Linked DNA regions of Mus musculus: region 1 is linked to region 2. The links are chromatin loops, found by intact Hi-C in ENCODE. Cell type or tissue: left cerebral cortex. All regions are shown on one strand. Each heading gives the region's core, and the rest is flanking DNA. Links, peaks and the distances in the headings are about the cores only. Region 1 has its middle 23 kb from the start of Gm35274. Region 2 has its middle 240 kb from the start of Gm35274.

Evidence for each region. Peaks named below come from ENCODE experiments on the same cell type or tissue, not always from the same donor. Only the 100,000 strongest peaks of a DNase experiment are listed, where the experiment ranks them.
Region 1: a loop joins it to region 2, with 14 times the contacts of the local background. A loop is called at or near these places in 2 of 42 quality-filtered maps.

The regions. Positions count from the first base shown.
Region 1 is chr12:97,710,447-97,723,208 of GRCm38, forward strand. No RefSeq gene overlaps it. Among named protein-coding and RNA genes, the nearest start is that of Gm35274, 23 kb to the right of the region's middle. In left cerebral cortex, for the core only: no CTCF peak of the experiment used is centred there; DNase peaks (open chromatin) are centred at 7,540, 8,047 and 10,294; H3K27ac peaks cover 1,384 bases.
Region 2 is chr12:97,496,197-97,508,958 of GRCm38, forward strand. No RefSeq gene overlaps it. Among named protein-coding and RNA genes, the nearest start is that of Gm35274, 240 kb to the right of the region's middle. In left cerebral cortex, for the core only: no CTCF peak of the experiment used is centred there; a DNase peak (open chromatin) is centred at 5,444; H3K27ac peaks cover 1,203 bases.

The DNA of each region.
Region 1 (12,762 bases), core at 3,139-11,138, 210 kb after region 2:
ACTTTAAAGTGATACATTCGACTAATATGTTCATCTCTATTTTAGTTACAAATGGAAGTTTTCTCCTAACCACTTGCTTGTGTTCAGAAGAAGAGATACTGAATTAGAAAGTGTCATATGGTATATTTGGATACTGCTAGATAGAAGAAGATGCTGGGGTCTAATGGGGATATACCCAACAAACAGGACACTTCCTTTGCTGAAATGACAACAGGGTAGAATCTCTTCCTAGCAACAGATTTTCAGTGATGCCCTTGGGTATCATCTTTTCTCGTTAAGGCATCATTGTTTATTTTTGAGACAGGGTCTAACGCAGCCTAATTAGATAGTTCAAACTCAGTTGAATGCCTAATACTCCTGGCTCTACCCTTCTGCATGTTGGGATTACAAGTGTGTGCCACTATGCCCTGTATAATATCTACCTTTCAAAAGAACTTTCGTGTTGCTGTGGTGGTCAAACAAGTTGCATTCTTAAGCCGTTTAAATGTCACTTTCTAACATTCAAACTGTAGGAGTTAATTGCTAAGGGAAAAAAATTGAACATGAAAAACTAAATTATGTTTGAATCATTTGAACTAAAAGTAGCAATAAGCAATAGTGAAGCATTTATCTCAGAGTCTATGAGTTAAAAAGCAAATTCTCTGAGGCACTATAAAAAAAAACTTTCAGTTAAACTATGGCATATATAATTATTATTTAAATATTTGCTTCATACATATTTCAGATTTATTTAGAAATAGAAGAAAGGAATTCCAATCAGGCAACTTGGCTATGCATACTTAAAATGAAAGTTTGAATAAGATAAATTTCCCTAAATTTTCTCACATTTAGGATTCCATCTTCAAATCAGCCTTGGACTAAGAGACATGACTCCAGGTTTAGCTACAGAAAGTCATTGCTAGTACCCTCAGGAGGATTGGTAATAGCGTTTCTTGAAGGATCCACTAAAAACTCTCTAAACCCCATACTGGTGAGTTCAGGCAAGCATGTAGCTGTGTAGAATTAATATGAATTTTGACTCCTGATTTGAGCATGTTCAGAATTTTTCAAGTGTCACCCTTCTTTTTTTGCGGGGGAGTGCTTTGTTGCCAAGGGATTAAAAACCAAAGAAATAGGAAAACTATCCAACAAGTGTCTTGAAATAGCTGACATTTATTCAACCATGTTGATTTGCCTGGTTGGCAGCCAGTCTCAAATGCTGTCTATTTACAGATATGTATTGGTCTCAAAAGTGTTAATGGTGGGGTGTGGGGTGCAGATCATATTGTAATCCTAGAATGATAGAGCACCACCACAACAGGACTTTATTAGCACAGTGTGGAGACTGAATTGCTCCCCTGAAGACCCTAAGGAAGAACTCGTACTTACATTTCTGCTGTGTTCTGATGCCTACTTGCAGCTTTTCTCACTCATTGCTTATGAATTTATTGTTCCCATTTCTGACCCCATCACCACACAGAATTCTCTCCCCTTATGTCTCATCTTTTTTCCTTGAAAATTCTCCTTATAGAAGCACTAGTCCTTAGATGGAGGGCCTAAGCTCATTTGAAACAATCTCATCTTTACTAAACAAATCTTTCAAGGAATCTATTTCATATAAAGACTGATCTTGCAGATAGAAACAAACTTCTAGTGAACAACACAAACCAGTATGATATGTCGTAGAGTTAATAAAACATGATTATAAGTTTCTATCTTCTAAAAAAAAAGTTTAACAATAATAATTTTTCAAAAGTAGGTTATGCTATTTTTATAATGCACGGGGGGGGGGTAATTTGGGGAAGTTAAATACCTTGCCTAGTATCACTCTACTGATCTTGTAAAAACCCAAACTCAAATTTGTATATCTTTGGTTGCACAGTCCATGACTGAGGCTTTATTCTCCTGCATTGTGCTAACTTAACTTTCAGGGTAGTGCTTTTTGTTTTTCTTGTCCCACCTGTTCCATGTATCACATACACTGTGTGCAGATGAAGCTGAGTTCTCTAGGCTGTACTACCAGGGAGCTAAGCCCTTAGTCTCACTTCCAGTGGGGTTTAAATAGTGGGAGGCATCAGCAGGTCCACAGAATGGTGGGAACAAGTGTCGGCTAGACTAGTAACTCCCCGACCTTCTATTATACTAGACCTTAAGTGGGTCACAACTTCTTGAGACTTTTGAAGCTCTTATAAAGTCCAATTCCAACTGAGCTGTAACTAGCAGGTGGGTAGAACAGAGAGTGAGGTCAGAATTAGCATATAGAAATGTTTGACAGAGAAAAAGACTTGAAATTTTACCCAGCATGCCTCCAAAGCACCAGACAGAGCATGCACAGTAACAGCACACTATGCAAATAATCTATAATGTATAAAGACCAAAGTTCATATGACACAGGCACAGTTAAGCTGTTTTCTCCCAAGTTCTAGTTAATAGTTTTTTACTTAATAAACTGCCCCCAGTTTTAGTACTAGCCACGTATCTCTGTCCAATTTCTTTTTTTTCTTTTGTTCTTAGATATTTTCTTAATTTACATTTCAAATGTTATCCCCTTTCCTGGTTTCCCCTCTGAAAACACTCTTCCCTTGCTCACCAACCTACCTACTCTAGCTTCTTGGCCCAGCATTCCCCTACACTGGGGCATAGAGCCTTCACAGAACCAAGGACCACTCCTCCCATTGATGACAGACTAGGCCATCCTCTGATACATATGCAACTGGAACCATGAGTCCCACCATATGTACTCTATGGTTGGTGATTGTTCCATGGTCCATGACCCTGGAAACCCTAGCAGGTCTCAACCAGACCACACTCTTCACCTCTAACCTTGTGAGTCTTTGCTGTTTTAGCTTAGGGTAGATTCTGGGAGTTTTTCTTCTCTTAGCTGATCCTATTGCTCTGTTCACAGCATTAAATCATCCTTTGATGAAATATTCTTCAATCACATCTTGAGAGTAAGGTTTCTAACAAAAGCCAGACTGAAACTGACTCGACAGACTGTCAGGAAAGTCATACTCTTGTTTTGCTGTGGCTCTGTAGAGCCTCTTTCAACTTTCTTAGTCAAAGGAAGAAACAAAAATCAATTCATTTTCCTGGAGTAGGGCTATAGTAAGAAGGCAGAAATATTAAGTTAAAATTGGATTGCCTAAGCGGTAGTGTTCAGAGTTATAGATGAGGAATTGAACCTATGTTTCAAAGATAGGGTTTTTAATAATATTTTGTAACAAATTACTCATTTTTTTCACACTTTAGTGCTGCACAAATACCTCTTAGGAATGAAAGAGTTTATTTGGTTTTCACTTCCACATCACTGCTCATCATTGAGGGTAGTGAAGACAGAAACTCAAAGAAGGCAGGGGCCTGGAGTCAAACTACTGATGTAGAGGCCATAGAGGGATGCTGCTTACTGTCTTGCTCCATATGGCTTGCTCAGAATGCTTTCTAACAGAACTCAGAAATAGCAGCCCAGGAGTGGCAATGGGCTGGCCTCTCCCCCATCAATCACCAATTAAGAAAAATGCCCTATATACTTGCTTACAGTCCAGTGTTACCAAGTTATTTTCTCACCTGACACTTTCTCTCTCCTCTCTGATGAGTCTAGCTGGTGTCAAGTTGATTGAAAACTGGCTAGCACAACTGATCCTTTGTCAATTTGACACACAAACTTAACACTATTAATCCATAACCTTTCCTTTATTGTTTATCTCCAAGATTACACATTAATAAAGATATTGCAATAAAAAACATCTTACAAACGTAAAAAGTCCCACAACGTTTAAATATTAAAACACTTAAAAATTCAGTCTCTTTTAAATATCCAATGTCTTTTCAAACAGAATACTTCTCAACTATGGGGCTCTGTAAGATCAACAAATAAATTAAATATTTTCTTACTTCAAGAGGGAAGACCCAGGGTACAGTCACAAACAAAGCAAAGCAAAAATGAACTACAACAGTGTAAATAACTCACTGGCCAATGGTTGAGATTCTCTCCTGCTCTTCTGGGCTTCTCCAATGGCCTTATGTCCTATCTCAAGCTCCTCCCTCTGCAGGACAGGGAGCTTGTCTTCTAGGCTTTTTCTGGCTCCACACCAACACTGCTGCACTTCTCCATGGCCATCCCATTGTACTAGTATCTCCAAAATTCTGGGATCTTCTGCTGCAATTGGGCTCCACTTTCAACCAAGGCCTCTCATAGACTCTCTTCCTAATGCCAATCTGAACTCAATGGTACTGTACTCTCTATATGGCCCCTTCAGTCCTGAGTCTTCAACTGCCACTGAGACTAGACTATCCCTAATTGCCTTTTCTGGGGTCTCACAGTGCCAAGAGAAAATTGCTTTCCATGACTCCTTCATGTTGTCAAATCTAGTACCTCCTGGGTAACTCTTAAACTAGCAATTCTGGCTGCCAGCTTGTGATACAACATTGACACCCCCAACCTCCATCCAGAACACAGGCACTGTGCATTTTGACTCTGAGGAAATATTTCCCCAGAATATTTTGCCTCAGTGATGCTGGTCTTTTCTTAATTACCACTAACTTCTCAGTTTCAGCTAACCAGCACTAATTGTCCCAGTAACCAGTAATGCAAAGGTTCCTTTTCAATGGTCTTGGTCTCCTATTAATCACATCTGAAGATTCATCCCCAGCTGAACAGAATCACAGACCCTTTCTTTATTCAAAATATGCAATGGCCCTGATAGATTCTTTAAGTGACTCTCAAACTGCCCTGTGGAACTTCATAAGACAGACCTCCATTTTCTACATTTCTCTTAGTGTTCTCTTATAGCCCTCCCTTCTGCAGAATAGTTCAACAAAGTTTTAACAAACAATGTCTTTACCAGCTCAAATTTCAAAAGACCCTCTACATACCTCTCAAAAACACAAGGACAGGTTTATTAAAAGAATACCCACAGTCCTGGTACCAATTTCTGTCCTAGTTAAAGTTACTATTGTTGTGATGAAACACCATGACCAAAAGCAACCTAGGGAGAAAAGGGTTTAGTTCACACACAGTTTTGTATAACAGTTCATAATCAAAAGCAGTGAGGGCAGGAACTCAAGCAGGGCAGGAACCTGGAGGCAGGTGCTGATGCAGAGGCCATAAAGGAGTGCTGCTAAACTGCTTGCTCTACATGATTCACTCTGCCTGCTTTCTTATACCCCGACCACCAGACCACAGTGTTTCCAATCACAACAGGATGGGCTCTCCCACATCAATCACTAATTCACATCAATCACTAATTAAGAAAATGTCTTTCAGGCTTGCCCACAGCCCATTCTTATGGAGACATTTTCTCTGATGAGGCTTACTCCTCTCTGATGACAATAGCTTGTGTCTAGCTGACATAAAAAAAAATCTTCAGCACACTAACATACCATAAAGACGAAGATTTTGAATAATGAGTAAGACAATGGATTTGCTTTTCTGATAGCCAATGAATAATATCAAACTAAGTTCTTATAATTCAGGAAGAAGCTATATATTAAAACACTCCAAAGTGCACAGAATCACAGAAGAAAAGATTTGAAAACATCACTAGTCACGGCAGTCCATTCTTTCTGCCCTTGTTGTAAGTCTACCTTGCCTCATTTTAGAATGCTCTGTACATCTCTGATGGAAATGAAAACAGTTTGCTTTTTTTGGTACAATAGATTGTGAGCACAATTTCCCTCCCTTGTTTCCCCTAGATCCCCTCCACACCCATTTAATTCCAAGCCTTCCTATTCTTTTTAAAAAACAAACAGGCCAATTGAAAAACAAATGAAAAAGAAGACAACAAAGCAAACAGAAAAAGCAGGAGAAACACACACGCACACATGTATGTACACAAGCATGCACTCACACATACATGCACTCATGCACACAAAATTCATAACACAAAATCAGAAACCATGGTAAATATGAAAAAGTAATGTTTTTTAAAAATGCCCAAGAAAAGCATTATTCACCAAAAATACCCAGTCAGTTTTGTGTTGGCCAGCTACTACTGGACAAGGCACTTCCCTTAAATGTGGTTTCTAGGTCCATAAGGTTCCAGTGGACAAAACTAATTTTTCATTTGTAAGTAGTTGTCAATTGGAGATAGCTGCTAGTTTAGGGATCGGGTTCATGTTTGCTTCCTTTCTCAGCAGGAGGACCCCATACAGCTTAGAGCTGTGTGTGGTGTCACAGTCTCTGTGATTTCATATGTCCCACAGTCCTGGTGTGTCTGGAAGGCACAAATGTAACTACAGAGCATTTAAGTGTGGAGGCAAACACACTTATGCTACATTAGGAGTTACTTGTTAAATTCCATGTGGTACATTGGAGTTTTCTTTTTCAGATGTTTAAGAACGATCTCACAGTGACAGTCATAAAGAAAGGTAAATGGGGCTTAAATAGCTTCACTACTCAACCTTTCTATGAAGCTATTGACTCCCTCTGCATGGCTAGGCTAAAGGCAAAAATTTAAAGGGATGGCATATTCCAGCAAATGTTTAGCCTCAGGGAGACATATCACCTCATAGAAAGACAGATCAGACATCAATTTCCAGAGGAAAATAATTCTATTGTCACAATTTTAAGAAAGTGATTTTAAAAAGTCTTTAAATACAACATATTTCCAAAATTACCCCAATGTTGTTCTCAAGGCACAGTGAGTTGGAAACATTTGAGTTTTAAACTGAAGATTCAAGGGAAATTCAACTTGTATTGCCAATATTTAGGTAAAGTTCTATTTAGGATCTGTTTGCAAAGAGTTTAATTAATTAGATGTCACTTGAAACTAATATATGAGTTTCACACATCTGTGTTTTTTTTAATTCAATGTGGGATGTAATTGGAATAAAATGTGTTATTTAAAAACAAATAAACTTTCTACAGGTGTTGAAGGAGCATCTAGGAGCATCCATTCGTATATATAGTTGCTCAGGAAGGCTATATGGTGAATTCCTAAAACTTATTGTTTTTATCCTTGAAGTGATTGGGATGCTACAAAACAAGGAAATGCCCCAGAACTACTTAGTTTTGTGTCAAGTCTAATTTCCATGAGAAGAGGCCCAATGCAACACAATGCCTAATATAAAAAAATTATCTAATCTTATGAAGTCTTTTACATTTTTGCATAGACTTTATCTCTAACATTCCTACCCAGATAATAAATCAAACTTTCTTAGGACCTGGTTCCATGACTACCATTGTCTGATTTTGCCTGACTTGTGTGATGACCCACATACGCCAATGTCTTATATACTTGAGAACTTGGCCTCAGCACCTGAGCCTGGGGTAGGACCTTTGTGGAACCAAAGGTATAGTTTATCACAGATAATCTCTTTCTCTCTTGAAATTCTAGACAAAAAGTTATATCAGGCAGCAGGATACACTCCAGTTCTTTTACGGAGCCAAAATATCCATGCATTGATTCTGCCCCTGCTATTGACACAGAATAAGAGTAGAAGGCGTAGATAGCAAAGAAGGAATCATAGCTCTTGCTGCCTAGGAACAGGAGCCTGGTTCCTATTTTCTATTTATGGCCTTGACCTACAGCTCATGATAGTTGCAGCCATTTCTAGAACAATAAAGTATCATGATGAAGTGGGCTGGTGTGAACAAGCCTATGCATCTTTTTTTAAACTCGGAGACAGGAAAGAGATAGCCTGGATCTGAAGAACTGGAACAATCGGATCCTTTCTCTGATTCAGCCTAAATGTGACTTTCAGTAGCATTTGGTCTTTGATTTTTTTTTTCTCCGACGACCTTTATTGGCTGACTTCTGGTTTCTGCCATTGCTGGAGGACTGACTGCAAAGGAAGGGCTTGTGTTTCATGCCACACACTTCAGAACACGGAGAAACGGTGTCACAGTAAACAACGCATTAATTACTTGCTAAGATTCCCTTTTTAATTTTTAATTCTGTAGCCACGACTCAGAAACTTGTAAATAAAACCTACAGAGCTCACATGTTACTCAGGAATTAGATTCAGGAAAAGATCATTGCTGCCCATAAAAGAAGCAGCTTAAAATACATGTTGATAGAAAAAAAAATCACACTTTCACCAAGGGACAAAAAAAAAGTCTAAGCTAACCAACCTTTTCTGGAGCACACAATACTGAATGATAGAAACTACAGCAGAGAGTGTATGGCTGCCTTCACACGGTCTATGGCATTGGGGAGAACCGTTGGGGGCAGCTGTATTTCCAAATTCAGTCCATTTTTGTATTGTGTCTCTACACTTTACTTTTGTCATTGTTTTAGAATTTTTTTAAAAAGATATGCTGCTTATATAGCATAGTGCATACCACAATAGGATGAGTCAAAACCCCATGCAATAGGCCATTATTTTTCTGTAGTCTTATACTTGCATATGCACTTTAGCTAGAACTAATAATGACATGTACAGATAGCCTCACCCTAGGTGTATTGCTTTTTCACAATAGGATTGATTAAAATAGGTAGCTATTAAATTAAGAGAGGGTTTGACATCTAACACCAGCTACAGCAGGTGCTACAGTACACAAAGTAACTGGCATTTTAATTTCTAATCATGTATTGCACATTAGTCAGTTATTATAAATACCATAAGCATAATGACTTTTAGAAAGTTGTGCTGGATTAGTGTGCTTGGTTTCTGGAGGAGAATGAAATAGTTCAAGCTTAGTTAGATGATGGCTCAATTGTGTAGCTTCCTCACTCCTGATTCTCTGGTCTCCATGACAGTTTACATGGCACACAGTTTCTTCCATGTCATTCTAGAGGGAATTGCAATAGAGACAGAATGTGAGAAAGACCTAGAAGAAAGACTTATGGTGGGTTCTTTAAAAAAAAAAATCAGTACACTACTTGGCATTAAATAGTCACTGATATTTATTAAGTGCATTTATTAATTGATTAACATTATGTGAAATGAAATCATAATGCTACTTTAAAATAGGTTTTCTTAATTAGCATATATATCACAAATGCCACCCCTACAGCAAACAAAATCCCTCCCCCAGCTCTTCTGCCTTGAAGTAGGCACATCACAGAGGACCTGCCTCTTATTAACCTTGACTAGCAGTCACAAAGGTGACTTCCAGAACTGTGTGACCATAAATTATTGTAGTTCAATGTTATCCTGTGTTTTAATCATGGATGTCCATCCAAAGAAGCATTCGAAACAACAATGGGGAGAAAGCAAGTTACTGAAAGCTATTAAAGAGAAATGTTTTGGTAAATGTTCTCTAAGATGGCTATCATCAAGTCTTCCGGCTGAAGACTGAGGCTCTTATCTAACAAAGCAGGGTGCTTCTAATTTCTGTTTGGAAAAGAAAGTGGGGAACATTTAGTACTTTAAAAGACTAGGTCTGCAGACAACTGGATAATGTTCTCACAAAACAGAGGCCTTTCTCTCTAATTTTCCAAGTTTAAAGAAAAACACAAATTAAACCATTTTGATGACATATTTTGGAAGAAACTCTAAAAATTTCAAATAGAAGATAATAAGCAGATTTTATTCTTATACATTAGCATGCATTAATTATGTACAGAAAAGGGTTTCATTGTGCCCAATACTACTTGACCATTGTAAAAGAAGGGTTCCTGTCCCTCGAACAGAGCTAACAGGGCATGGGCCTCACTAGTGTTGATGGTTGCTCTGGGTAAAAGGTTTGTTTGTATAATAGTGCACATATTTTTATATTCCTCTTTTGAGGAATGCTAAGGTTAATTACTCCATAATAATCAAAGACAGCAGGAATCCAGGAGGCGAGGGCTTATGTATGTCTCAGCAAAATGCTAGAACACTATGACCTTCATGACAGCCCTTAAGGCTGTGGGAAAGAACACTGAAAACATGAGTTTGAAAATACATAATTTCTCAACTCTGCAAAGTATAAGGATGCAATATGAATTGTATAAGAAGCTTCACAGTTCTAAAGGAACAGTGGCAGCTGCACTATGAGCTAGCTAGTCAGAAAGATATAAAGACAGACAATACAGATGCAGGCAGATTCCTGAGTTCAAGGTCAGCCTGAGATGGAGCAAATTTAGGTCCAGGTATGGTCAGAATGGTAAATCCAGGGCAGGGTTCCACCCAGCTATCTTACTTTCTGTGCTTGCTATCTTTTCTTAAGAATTAAGGGTCTTGGGTCCTGGGATGCCGATTTGTGGGATAATCAAAAAGGAAATTGGGGTAAAGACTGAATTGATATGCAAAATGAAAGACTGGGCTTTTGGTCTACAAGAGATGAACTATCCACAGAGCTTTAAAATAGTAAGAGAAAGCTGTCTTGAGTAGAACAGAACATAGAGAACAGTCTAAAACACTGTTTCGAGCAGAATACAGAGAGAGAGCAATCTGGAAAGCTGCCTTGAGCAGAACATATGCTACCAGCTTGTAATCCACAACTAGACTTCAAGTCATTTGTTTCACCTCACTCAAACACCCCTTCTCTCCGGAACACAGACCTAGCTGAGGATGACCCTTACATCATTGTAATAGTTTCAAACGTGTATATATAAAATATTGGTCATATGCATCCCCCATTAGTGCTACAATAAGAAATCACCTTACAACTTGTATATTTAAATAACTTTAGTTAAAAATCTTAAACTCAATATGGGTTGAAAATATTTTGCTTTATTTCTCAGGCTTAAGATAAATCATATATAGAAGAATCAAGTGAAGTAAACAAGAAACTGGTTTGTAAATGATCTATTAAATATTGTACTAAAATGAATGTTTTACAATTATTTTAAAATCATTTTAATTTATTTTTTAAGTTATATACTATGCAAGCCACATTCTCTTGTCCTTAGACTATGCATTACTCAAAAATGGATTCAAAAGTTTATCAAATCTTTATTCAAAACTCATTATGGAAGAAAGACACACTTTCATTCTTTAGAGTCTGCTATACATGCCGATTTCAGAAGAAAAAAAGGACTAGACTTCACACTTTGCAAACCTTCACTGATGGCAAAGAAAGCAAATGCAGATTTGTATGATGTGTCTTGACATTTCTGTAGAGGATTTTAAAATGGAAACTCCTAACTGTTTGACTATACTCATCTTATTGATAATTTCAGTTACTCAAAAAAGAAGCATACAGTCTTGAGGCTGCTTATAGAGTGACATGTTTGATGGATGGCATTCAAGTGGGATGTCAATATATGTTCCCATGCAAGTAACAACCAATCTTTAAAATCATGCCAGAGAGGCTTTGTCATTTTGGGAAGGGATACATTTCAATGGAGATGACCCTCATTGTCATCTCCTGGAGGATCACCAGGGTGTCATGTGAACATCCTTCCCTGAAAGAGGGTTAATTGTGCCTTAATGTAGAATACAACCCCATGGAAAGAATAAGCAAATTTAACTGTGACAATGTCACATATGCTTATTTTGGACTGTCTTGATGTCCATCTCCTTTATGTCCTTTCTTGCCCTCTCCTCACTCCTCTGTGCCTTCTTCCCAGTCTCTAATAAATCCTTGTAACCTCTTCTTTCATGTTATTTTCTTATTCATTTTCAGAAATGGAAGGAAAAATGTGATGATTGTCATTCTGTATGTAGTTTGTTTTGATTTGACATAATACTTTAGCTTTTCATCCTCCAAAATATGTCATTTCATTCATTCATTCACACAGCTAAACAAGTCATTGCATGTGTGCATGCTGAGATTGGGAGTTCACTGCACACAAATTTTTTTCTAGGGTATTATTTTTGACAGTGTTTTGAAATACCACTAGTCCCATTGTCATCATATGTCTCTAGTGATTCCTGAGAAATATGATTCTGGTTTGTCATTCTTTTGTAGATAAAGTACATATTAGAGCTCAGGGTCCTCCCTTACTTTGAGAATTGCACAGTTTGACTACATATCTACAAGTGTGTATACATACTTGCAAATATTTGCTGATAACATCAATTCATTTCCATTGTCCAGATTGTGAGGTTGTAGCAGCAAAAAAGAACATATTAAAACTCTATTTACAAGGCTTAGATGCTTGTATAGGAAGATAAGCATAAGCAAATAAAAATGGTAATTACATTTTTAAGTTGTGACATGGAGAGTAAAGCATCTACAAGTGGAGAAATGTGCTGAAGATAGTCTTTTGTATTTGTACATAAGGAAAGTGTAAAACACAGGCTTGCTAAATACTCAAGGAAGCTGAAGAGAAAACTGTGCTTATATCTGAGAGTGCTCTAGGCAAAGGAATCAGCAAGTCTCAAGGTCCTCAGGCAAAAGTTTCATCTGAGGTTTGATGTCTTTTAACTCTTGAGCATGTAGTTGAACTTGATTGTCCTTTGTATTCTATTTGGACTGGTGACATTTTTTAGGAAGCATGCAGACATAGCATGCTGAATTCAGATGAGAATGGTCCAGCAGAGGAGAACTTCAGAAAGGCAGAGGCAGATGAGCACTGCAAGAGGGATGAGAAAAGATGGCAGCTGGTGTTCAAAAGTGGTAGTGGGCTTTCTATGAAAGGAGGAGGAGGCAGGAGCCTGGGTCCTGATCCAGATGGGGTGAGAAAGTTTGTGATGTGTATATGTGAAGCCTCTGCTAATGAAGTATATGCTCTCAGTAAAACGAAGCAAGATAATTAGCTGCCTGTGAGAAAAGGGCTATCAAGTTGCGGATTTTGGTGAGAATGGGGTGAAATGACTGTTGCAAAGTGTTCACCTGTGAAGTTAGCTAGGAGACACTCATGAGCTGAGGCTCACTGTGGAGTTCTGCCTCTCTCCCACTCAGTCTGTCATGCTTCTAAGTCACAAAAAGGTGTGATTTGAAGTTGTTCAGTCTGTCACCTTCCTTTCTGC
Region 2 (12,762 bases), core at 2,396-10,395:
ATCTACAGAACATTTTATACTAAAACAAAAGGATATACCTTCTTCTCAGCACCTCATGTTACCTTCTCCAAAATTGACCACATAATTGGACACAAAACAAGCCTCAACAGATACAAAAATATTGAAATCGTCCCATGCATCCTATTAGATCACCATGGACTAAGGCTGATCTTCAATAACAAAATAAATAATAGAAATCCAACATTCATGTGGAAACTTAACAACACTCTCCTCAATGATACCTCGGTCAAGGAAGGAATAAAGAAAGAAATTAAGGACTTTTTGGAGTTTAATGAAAATGAAGCCACAACATACCCAAACTTATAGGACACAATGAAAGCATTTCTAAGAGGAAAACACATAGCTCTGAGTGCCTCCAAAAATAAACTAGAGAGAGCACACATTAGCAGCTTGACAACACACCTAAAAGCTCTAGAACAAAAGGAAGCAAATTCACCCAAGAGGAGTAGATGGCAGGAAATAATCAAAATCAGGGGTGAAATCAACCAAGTGGAAACAAGAAGAACTATTCAAAGAATCAACCAAATGAGGAGCTGGTTCTTTGAGAAAATCACCAAGATAGACAAACCCTTAGCCAGACTCACTAGAGGGTACAGGGAAAGCATTCTAATTAATAAAATCAGAAATGAAAAGGGAGACATAACAACAGATCCTGAAGAAATCCAAAACACCATCAGATCCTTCTACAAAAGGCTGTACTCAACAAAACTGGAGAATCTGGATGAAATGGACAACTTTCTAGACAGATTCCAGTTACCAAAGTTAAATCAAGATCAGGTTAATGATCTAAACAGTCCTATATCCCCTAAAGAAATAGAAGCAGTCATTAATAGTCTCCCAACCAAAAACAAAAAAAAAACAAAAAACAAAAAACAAAAAAACCCCAGGACCAGATGGATTTAGTGCAGAGTTCTACCAGACCTTCAAAGAAGATCTAATCCCGGTTTTCAGAGAATATTTGTGCTTGCTTAATAGAAATTTCAAATGGCCTTCCATGGAAGGACAATTACATACATTTGGAGATAATTTTTTCTTAAGAATTCATGTTGGTGACAAAGCCTTCAACTCTGATTGCAAGGCTCTATACTACTGCAGAATTTTCAGTCGGGTAGGAATGTACTTTGGAATAAGCCCACAGGATCCCCAGAGGCCGAGGTCATAGACTACAGAGAATGAATGACAAGGCACTGCTCACAAAACTTGCCACTTCAGAAAAGTTTCATCCAATTGAGAGAGAAGTAAGGACTTAAATCATAATTCTAAGCGTAATTCTGAAATTAGTGCCTTCCTTTCCTCTGTATCTATTTCTAAATATCAGAATTTCATCAAATAGATCACAATTTAAATGTCTAACATTTCTAGTTTCCTAATTTATAAATTGTTGCTCATATCTGTGCTCTCAGTTGCTCCTCAACCCTTAGATATAGCAATCTGAACAGGTGGCACAAGGAAAAGTATAATGAAGAAACACGTAATATTTGAACCCATCCATTGTCTGGCTTTCAAAACAAATTTTTTGTTTGTTTGGTTTGTTGTTTTTAAGTTTATTCTCTTTACATCCTGATAGTGGGCCCTGTCCCGCCTCTCCTCCCAGTCCCAACCTTTCTAGACTCTCTGACCATTACCCACTCACTCCCCTTCTCAGAGAAAAGGAAGTCCCCCTTGATTACCAACCCACCCTGGGACTTTGCTTCATTGTAGACCTAAGAGTATCCTCTTCCACTGAGGCCCAACCAGGCAGTTCAGTTAAGGGAAGGGGAGCCAATGGTTGGTAACAGAGTCAGAGATATTCCCTCTTCAATTTTTTTCCCAATTTTTAAAAGGTATTTTCTTCATTTACATTTCAAATGCTATCTCAAAAGTCCCGCATACCCTCCCAATCCCCCTGCCCCTGCTCTCCTACCCACCCACTCCCACTTCTTGGCCCTGGCATTCCCCTGTACTGGAGCATATAAGGTTTGCAAGACCAAGGGGCCTCTCTTCCCAAAGATGGCCGACTAGGTCATCTTCTGCTACATATGCAGCTAGAGACAGGGGCTCTGGGGGGTACTGGTTAGTTCATGTTGTTGTTCAACCTATAGGGTTGCAGACCCCTTTAGCTCCTTGGGTACATTCTCTAGCTCCTCCATTGGGGGCCCTGTGTTCCATCCAATAACTGACTATGAGCATCCACTTCTGTGTTTGCCAGGCACTGGCATAGCCTCACAAGAGACAGCTCTATCTGGGTCCTTTCAGCAAAATCTTGCTGGCATATGCAATGGTGTTGCATTTAGAGGTTGATTATTGGATGGATCCTCAGGTGCTGAAGTCTCTAGAAGGTCCATCCTTTCATCTCAGCTCCAAACTTTTCTCTGTAACTCCTTCCATGGGTGTTTTGTTCCCAATTCTAAGAAGGGGTAAAGTGTCCACACTTTTGTCTTTGTTCTTCTTGAGTTTCATGTGTTTTGCAAATTGTATCTTGGGTATTCTAAGTTTCTGGGCTAATATCCATTTATCAGTGAGTATATATCATGTGAGTTCTTTTGTGATTGGGTGACCTCATTAAGGAAGATATCCTCCCAATCCATCCATTTACCTAGAAATTTCATAAATTCATTGTTCTTAATAGCTGAGTAGTACTCCATTGTGTAAATGTACCACATTTTCTGTATCCATTCCTCTGTTGAGGGGCATCTGGGTTCTTTCCAGCTTCTGGCTATTATAAATAAGGCTGCTATGAACATAGTGGAGCATGTGTCCTAATTACCGGTTGGGACATCTTCTGGATATATGCCCAGGAGAGGTATTGCTGGATCCTCCGGTAGTACTATGTCCAATTTTCTGAGGAACTGCCAGACTGGTTTCCATAGTGGTTGTACAAGCTTACAATCCCACCTCTTTCTCCACATCCTCACCAGCATCTGCTGTCACCTGAATTTTTGATCTTAGCCATTCTGACTGGTGTGAAGTGGAATCTCAGGGTTGTTTTGATTTGCATTTCCCTGATGATTAAGGATGTTGAACATTTTTTTCAGGTGCTTCTCAGCCATTCGATATTCCTCAGTTAAGAATTCTTTGTTTAGCTCTGAGCCCAATTTTAATGGGGTTAGAATCTCAGGCCCTCTTCAATTTTTAAGGGATTCAAATAAGACCAAACTGCACTTTTGCTACAAGTATGCTGGGCTCATGGTTCAGTAACTCATTGGCTCAGGTTATTTGACTCTGAAAAGCGGCTTCTTGTCATATCCTTGATCTCTCCAGCTACCTCAGTTCTTTTGTTGACTCTTCCTTAAGACTCCCCTTTCTCTGCCTGATGTTTGGCTATGGGTCTCTCTATCTGTTTCCATTAACTGCTGTATGAAGCCTGTCAGGAGACAGTTATGCTAGGTTCCTATCTGCAAACATAGCAGAGTAACATTAATATTGTAAAAGATACACTCTATTACATGGGATTTGTCTCAGACTGGGCCACTTATTGGATGGCCATTTTCTTCAATCTCTCCTTCAAAAAGTGTTTTTCTTTTTCTTTTTTTTTTAATGAAAATATCCACATTCTTTTTTCTTCCATTCCAACAATTTTCATATTATGAAACTATTCCCAGAAGATATCAACTGTGGCAATATATTACTGATGTCCATAAAGAATTGTTGTTTTTCTTTCTAACATTACTACAGGTACTCAAGAGTAATTGTCCTGATTTACTGAGTATTTATGATGAGCCAACATACAATAGGTGCTGCGTGTTCACTGTGTTTCAGATGCTACTCTGTGTGATTTATATATGTTTCAACTACTCATTCTTTACATTGAGTAAACATAAGAAGAGACATGATTGCGCAAATCATGGTAGACAAGATATCTGCTTTCTCATCTTGATTATAAAAATCATGCACTTTTAAGTCCTTTTTAGTTTTTCAGGACAGGATCTCACTATATACCCTGGACTGGGGAGTGTTCCTGAATTGGGACACTTCAAGATCCTCTTGAACCAGTTTTCATAGCACAAATGATCGAGGTAGAAAGAACTGTACCCAGCTGCAGAACTACAAGGAAAAGATGCTAACTTGGTTCCTCTAACTCTCCTAAGACTTCAAGAATATCACAAGGCAGCAGTGGTAGAACAGCCCAGAGCTGTGAGACCATCTTAGGCAAAGGACTGATTACTAACCACATAGCTATTACATTTTGCTGCGTTCAGGTTTCTCATATATAGTTTATATTTCATTCTTTAGATTTAATTTCTCCCTTTTTTATTACTACTGTCAAATAATCTTGATAGAAAGTAAATAAATATTCTAAACAGCTCTCTCTTTATATAGCTCAAGTATGAGGCTACAGTCTCTGCACTCAAAACATATTACATTTACATTTCCTATATCACTATGTCTTTCAAAGATACCCTTTTTCTCAATTTGGACTTGTTCTCTTGTCTGTCCTTCTTTTCAGATGATAAATTATTTGGAAGCTGAGACATGTCAACACATACCTGATATCTCATAGGCATTTTTGTTAAAGTCTAAGATAATTAATCCCACCAAGTATTGTTACTCGTTGTTTTCTGAGATGATGGACATATTTCACCTGAAGGCATAACTCTACGACACAGATAGAAACAATTTTGAATAAGCAATCCCCTAGAAAAACACCTTTTGTAGAAAGGCTCAAAACATCTGATCAGCTTAATGGCTCTTGATATTAATGTTCATAATTTCAACATTGCAAGTTAAAAAATTTAAGCTATTTTGGCTTCTAATGGTTTCCTTTTTATTCACAAGAACTGAGATTTTGAGAGTTTGCTTCATACTAATATGTAGCAAGAAGAATGAATTTTTAAAAGACATACTAAAAATGATAAAAGAAAATTACTTTAAGGAATGTATGAAATATCTTAGTCCATATCTAAAGTGCTCATTTCTAGCTTGGGGGAAATTCAAACTGTAGCAATGTTTCAGTTCAAAACCATGATCAGTGACAAAAGCTACCCTAATACACCTTTGTTTTTATTTCTATCTGCTTTGCTCAATTCCAAATATGGCCCATCACATATAAGTTCCTTGTGCTAGTTCATGCTGCAGAATTCACATTTTTATCTACAATATAGCCTTGAAAGTCTTATTTCATCTCCCAAAAGAACCCAATCTCATTCTCCAGGCATGCCAATCTTTCTTAGGAGCCGAAGACCTCAGTGATAGATTTGAAAGCAAAATGAATTTTGCTTTTTGGCACTGGGAGAAAATGGCTTTACTTATGAATTTCTCAGCTACCCCAAGAAAAGACCCTGGGATCAAAACACACATTGAGATCCTTTAGCAAAAAGCAAATTGCTTGGTATGCAAATACTAACACTTCTCAGATCCAGAAGTGGGAAGTGATGTCTCCTGCCTTGAAGTCATTCTTAGGGAGGAAAACAGTTGGAAGAAAAGCGGAGCCAACATATGGCAGGTGTGACCAGCAGAGAAGTGAGTGTTGCCAGCTCAAACATCCAAAATAGACTGCCCTTGCGTCTTGTCATCTCCTAGAATAATCTCACATGCAAATCACCCATGTCTTGTCAGATCACAAGACAGTTGAAGCTCTATTTAATTTTATTTAGGGATAATCATAGCAAGCAGTACTTGGAATTATATGTCAGCATAAAATACATTTTATTCTCAACCAAATGTTTTATCAAACAAAAATCCACTCAAACTATAAAAAGGAAAATAAGTTACTATGAAACATGGAAATTTTTTCTTAAAAGTAAAATATACTTTTCTAAGTATATAATTGAGAATAAAATATAAAAGATCCGTAGTGAAATAAGATATCATATACATAAGTCTTTAGTAATCAAAATTAAGTGTAGGAAGGGTAATCCAACAATTTATTTTATGTAGACTTAAATTGGTATCAAACTATTATATTTTATCCATTCATCCATCTATTCCAGATGAATGGTTGAAAAGATAAGTGAAAAAGCAGAGATATGAATAGAATGTTCACTACAATTCCAGTAGCACAGTAAGGACAGAAATTCAACCTGAACATAAGAAATTTGTCAATTTTACTGAGTTCAAGGCCAGCCTGGTCTTCAAAGTGAGTTCCAAGACAGCAGGGCTCTACAGAGAAACCCTGTCTCAAAAAAATCAAAAGAAAAAAGGAAGAAAGAAAGAAGGAAAGAAGGAAAGAAAGAAAGAAAGAAAGAAAGAAAGAAAGAAAGAAAGAAAGAAAGAAAGAAAGAAGTTTGTCAATTTTAAAACAAGTAGTTTATAGCATGGCAAGGCCAACATAGTCAAAAGATCATTTATTATACTTCCAGATTAGAAGAGAGCCAGTAATATCATGAGGGGGTCACAGAAAGAAGCAGAAGAGGCTACAGGGCATATGGAACAGAAATGTCCGTGTTATGACCAGAGTCTTCAAAGAAACAAGCATATGAAGCAGAAGCAGGATTAGGGTTATCTAGATTGAGTAATTACAGCAGGATCGACACACAGATGATAGGTGGTGATTAGGGATGTCCATCTATAGTGTCACACTAACACAACAACTAATGTAGGTAAAAAAAAATGATGTGTGTTGCAAATGATACTATCCTACATCAAAAATGGATGTTGGATATACTGTAGGATCCTTTTTATATCTACCATTCTATATCTAGATGATATATAGATATATGATAGATGATAGATAGATAGATGATAGATAGATAGATAGATAGATAGATAGATAGATAGATAGACAGCATGAAGATGACAAGTAGCAATCATGTCAGCCAAGCAGCACAGAAAAAAAAACACACACACACACTCTGCTGAGTCATTGGAAAATTAGGATTGGAAAACCTATAGTGGGGATTATCCCTGGAAATGACTGATTATTTCTTCCTCAGCAGTCATCAATTGCTTATAACTTTTCATCTATGTGTAGAGTCCTGTGAGATTTTCCTAATCCGCGTTGGAACACCAACAACATTCACTGACAATAGACATGTTGGACCTATGACTCTTACAAATTTTACATCCCCTATTTTGTGATGTTTTCTGAGGCTTAGATGTAGGGCTGCATTGTAAATCCATTAACTGAGAATGGGTGCCAAACAGAACATGTTGGGATAGCTGATAGCCATTTAATTGTCTACTTGGACTTGAGGCATATTCAATAGGAGAGAAGTCATACCTTGTACTACAAACCTAGGCACCTATGTATGACTGGCAAGCTTATGAAATCTTGAGAAGAACCTGACATGTCCATATTCCTAAACCAATATAACTCCCAACTGCATTCAAAAGACCCATACACATATATGGATGCTGCTCTCATCCCTTGTTAAATATGCTTTATTCTTTACAGCATCAAGAAACAATTAAACATGTCCACAACTGATCAGAATCACGTAAACTCTTATTTGAGGGAAACTTTGAGACTTCTGAAGAAGCAGAGTGATTTGTTTTGAAAGACTTTGGTGTTCTTGACTACTTGTATGGATGGCAGTCTTTGAACTATGCCTTACTGGAAAACTGAAGGTAGGCTAAATGACCTTATCGTAGTTGCTATTATCTCATGAGAAATGTTTCACCTGGTGTTTCATTATGTTATCAAAGTCCCAGTTAAAAGTCTTAACTTACCAGTAGAAAATGGTAAGTTAAATAACACTTTTCAAGGCTATAAAACAGTCATTCTCATTACATGGTAATATTTAGCTCTTTGTTTATTTTTTAACAAAAGGGGGATTGAATTGAATAACTGAAAATTATGAATACTTCAAGTTATGGATCTGCTACTAATATTAGGAAAGTAAATTTAATTCTTACAACCATGCTAACAAATATTTGTTGGGGAATGAGAAACAAGATACAGAGAATTAGAGACTGTGGTGTGTCCATCTCTAAATGTGATGGCTATATCATATACCCTATACCTAAGTATCAGAAATCATCAAGAAGGAGAAGGCAGAAAGATTGAAGAGCCATATGCAATGATTGTCTGCAACACAACTATTTTCCAGACCTGACAGAAACATTGCACACATGAAGTCACAATAGTTGAAACTACATGAACATGATCTATATATGATCAAGCTAGCCAAAAATTCACAGATAGGTGTTGGGGGCCACATGAAGTCTCAATTCTACCTAAGGAGCTAATGTCAATGGCTGCTGGAGTGGATACGTGTCAGTTTTCTTCAGGGGCTGTAAATGTTCCTGTAGAATGTTCTATGGATATACAAACTGTACTGAGTAGACAGTAGAGTTAGAAAAAAAAAAAGAATATCAAGGTGGGAGACCCAGGTTAGGGGTAGTAGTGAATGAGCAGTGGTAAATTAGAAAACACATAAGCAGTATGAAATTCATTCTCAAATAGAAAAGTTTTAAATAAGAATTTTAAACATATTTGCAAGTCAACTCTGCAATTCTAAAATGCAATTCAAAGATAAGATAATATCAAAAACCTTGATATTATTTGTTCCTCTTTGTCTGCTTTAGTAACATGTCTCCTTCATCTACAGCTGGAGCTCCCAGTTCATATCACCTATATTCTGCTCTGAGCCCTGCATTATCACAACCTGTGGTTGCTTTAAATTTTCCTAGTTTCTACAGTATACTCAATCTGAAGAATTTGGACCTAGGAATTGTAGATGAGACAAAACATGTGTCATTTCTTTTTCTGGGTCTGGGTTATCTCACTCAGTATAACCTTTTTAAGGTCTATATATTAACCTTCAAGTTTCATGATTTTACTTTCTTTATACCATCTTCTTTATAGCAGAATAACATTCTGTTGTGTATATATACAACATTTTCATCATCCACCCATCTATTGGACATTTATGTTGCTTTCATTTACTGGCTATTGTAAATAGGGCATCTACAAACATGTCTGTCCAAGTATCTGTGAAGTACAATGTTGAATCCCTTGGGCATATGGTTTGCTAAGGAGTGTTATAGCTAGGTCCATAGATTTTTTTTGAGGGTGTTTAGTTTGGTTTGGAGGGATTCTCCATACTGATTTCATTTATAGCAATTTGCAATTCTAGCAATAGTGAAATAGTGTCCCTTTTCTTCACAACCTTGTTAACATTTATTGTCAGTTATTTTATGGTTTTATCCCTATTCTCACAGGTAAGTGTATTTACCACCCCTCATCAAAGAAACGTTTATTTATAGCCAATGGAAAGCATTGAAGAAGACCACTACTGGACACAATGCAGATATCAACAGGCTTTGAGGAGACTAGGCCAAATGGATGTATCTATATCACAGCTCCTGAAGCTTTGGCTCAAGAGGCATTATGAAATAGGGTTTGGATAGAATATAAGAACCAGAACACCAAGAGGTCTGCTGTGAAACAACTCTCCTAGAAATAGTTACACAACCAAGCACAATGGCAGTCTCAATGACATGTTAATGTGGAAGGGTTTCCTGGTTTGGAACACCACCCCAAGACAAAGAACTATAGGCAACACTTGACTTCTGGAAGACGAGGAGCTAGTTTCACCAAGAGATAAGTCTCTTTATTGGTTGGCTGATGCACTGTTGTCCATCTTGAAACAAACAGCAACAGACTCAGTAGGTGGTATTTTAGTATTTTTGTGTACACACACACACACACACATCACATATAATCAATGAAAAAATGCTATCAACTTGAAGGGGCCATGGTACTAAAGAAGGTAGCTGAGAGGAGCTGGAGGGAGAAATGGGAAGAGAAATGTAATTCTATTTTATTTTTTAATATTGAAAACATATTCTTCTCTTGTACATATCATATATCCCAAGTACACTGTCTTACTTTTTCCAGCTCCTCCAGTTCCCCTCTCTCCTGGATCCACTCCCCCTCCCTTTCTCTTCAGAAAAGAACAGGCCTCCAAGAGACAACCAAAGATAACAAAACAAAATACATATGAAACAAGGCAAAAGCTCTCACACTAAGGCTGGAAAATGTGGTAGGTATACACTAAAAAAAAAAAAAAAAAAAAAAGATATATAGCTGGCTCTAGAGTTAGATTGATTCCTAAATTTCTAAGAAGCCACTGTAGTGATTTCCACAGTGGCTGTACAAGTTCGCAGCGATGGAGGAGTGGTCTCCTTGCTCCATATTCTCTCTGACATGAAATGACACTTGTGTTACTGATCCTAGCCATTTTGACAGATGTTGGATGGAATTTCAAAGTAGTTTTGATTTTCATTTCCCTGATGACTAAGGATGTTGAACATTTCTTTATTTCTCGGCTATTGGAATTTCTTCTAATCAGAATTCTGTTTAGGTATGTACCCCATTTTAAATTGGATTATTTGGGACGTTTGATATTTAGTTTCATTGCTTTTATATATTTTGGGTATCAGTCCTCTGTCAAATGTGGAGTTGCTAAAAAATTTTTCCTATTGTTTAGGCTACCACTTTGTCTGATTAATGGCATCCTTGGTGTTACAGATGTTCAGTTTTTGTGAGGTCTCATTTATTAATTATTAATCTTAATGCCTTCGTTTTCAGTGTTTTTGTTCAAAAAGTTACCTCCTGTGCCAATGTGTTCAAGGCTCTTTTCTATCAGGTGAATATATTTCTATCTTGAGGTCCTTGATACACTTGGTCATGAGTTCTGTGCATTGGTAATAAAAATTGATCTATATGCATTCTTCTGCATGCAGATATCCAGTTTAACCAGTAACATTTGTTAAAGATATTTTCTGCAGTGTGTATGTCTAGCTTCTTGCTCAAAACTCAGGTGCTCATAGGTTTTTGCATTTATTTCTGGTTCTTCAATTCATTTAGTTCCATTTAGCTCAGATGATCTTATGCCAATATTATGTGGTATTTATTACTCTAACTCTGTAGAACATTGTGAAATCAGGGATAGTATTACCTACAGAAGGTTTTGGTTTTTTTTTTTTTTTTTCATTGTTCAGGATTTTTTTTTTAATCTAATCTTGGGTCTTTTGTTTTTCCATATGAAGTTGATATTTGCCCTTTTGAGATCCACCAATAATTGTGCTGAAATTTTGATGAGAATTACATTGAATCTGTTGATTGCTTTTAATAGGATGGACATTTTTTCTATGTTAATCCTACCCACCCATGAGCACAGGAGATCTTTCCATCTTTTGATATACTCTTTAACTTGTTTCTTCAATGACGTCAAGTTTTTATCATTTAAGTTTTTTTTTTTTAACTTGGTTAGTGTTACTCCAAGATATTATTTAAGGTTACTGAGAAAAGTAGTGCTTCCCTGATTTATTTCTCAGTCCATTTGTCATTTGTTTATAGAAAGGCTACTGATTTTTGGGTTTTTTTTCCTTTTTTTTTTTTTTTTTTTCTGAATTAGTCTTATATCCAGTCACTTTTCTGAAAGTATTCATCAGCTATAGGAATTCATTGGTGGAATTTTTAGAGTCAGTTTTGCATACAAATATCTTCTGCAAATAAAGATCATTTGGCTTTTTCTTTCCTTAAGTTGTCTTATTGTAGATAAAACTTCAAGTAGTATATGGAAGAGATATGGAGAGAGTGAGCAACTTTGTGCTATTCCTAATTTTAGCGGAATTGCATTGAGTTTCTCTCCATGTAATATGATGTTGGCAATAGGCTTCCTGTAAATTGCCTTCATTACATTTAGGTATATCTTATGCATTGCTGATTTTTCCAGAACTTTTATCATGAAGGGGTGTTGGGGTTTTGTCGAAGGATTTTACTGCATCTAATGACATTATTTTATTTTAATGAAAAACTTCAAAATATAAACATAAAAATAAGAAAAATAGGGGACTGGAGAGATGGTTCAGCGGTTAAGAGCACTGACTGCTCTTAGACGGTCCTGAATTCAAGTCCCAGCTACCACATGGTGGCTCACAACCATCTCTAATGAGATCTGACACCCTCTTCTGATGTGTTTGAAGACAGCTACAGTGTACTTACATAAAACGAATAAATAAATCTTTTTTTAATAAGAAAAATAAAATAATACAAAGTATTTAATCAAAAACCACTTCTGAAGTATTTATTTCTGGATTTTGGTAAAATAAATTAGTATTGGTTTATTTGCTTCAGAAGCAATGATCTCAACTTGGAGTTGTGGGAACTTGATGGGCACCCAGTGAGATAAACAAATGACCAAGTGGAGATAGGAGCTACATACTTCTTTTTTCTCAGAATGTACTTCTTACAGGGAGAAGTTTAAGATCATCCAATCGACTACATCTTCCCAAGTACTCTTTCACTTCCCATGCTTCACTTCAGTTTTTCTTTACTTCTGCCATCCTCGTCTACTCCTTGGTCATAGAATAACAAATTATGCACCCCTACGATGTGTTTTCATAGAATCCAAACTATGAATAACTTCCCCATGAATATCTTATTTAGTTATGTAGACAGAGGTGGCATGTTTATTGTATGCCAAAATATTTCAGTGCAATATTTCATTAAAACTTTTAATATATGATTTGGGAATGAAAATAACTTATTCATGCACATGATAAAGAATCAACCTATTATGCAAAATGGATAACTTCAAGCTTTTTAGAGTTATGTGTCTTTAATCCAGATAGCTTTTTCTGGACTTTAGCCCCTAAGCTTTTCTTTTTAGGGATTCTGTTGAGATTTCCAGCCTGATGTTCACAATAAGAATTTATGACTCTTTCTCGTCATTATTGTCTCTATCATCCTATGTCTCATCGTTTCCATGGATATTTTTCCAAGGAGATTTATATTAACTTGTTTTATGTATTATGTCCAACACATACTCTTAAGAGTCCTGTATGTTGTTCACAGCCACCAGTATGAAAAAA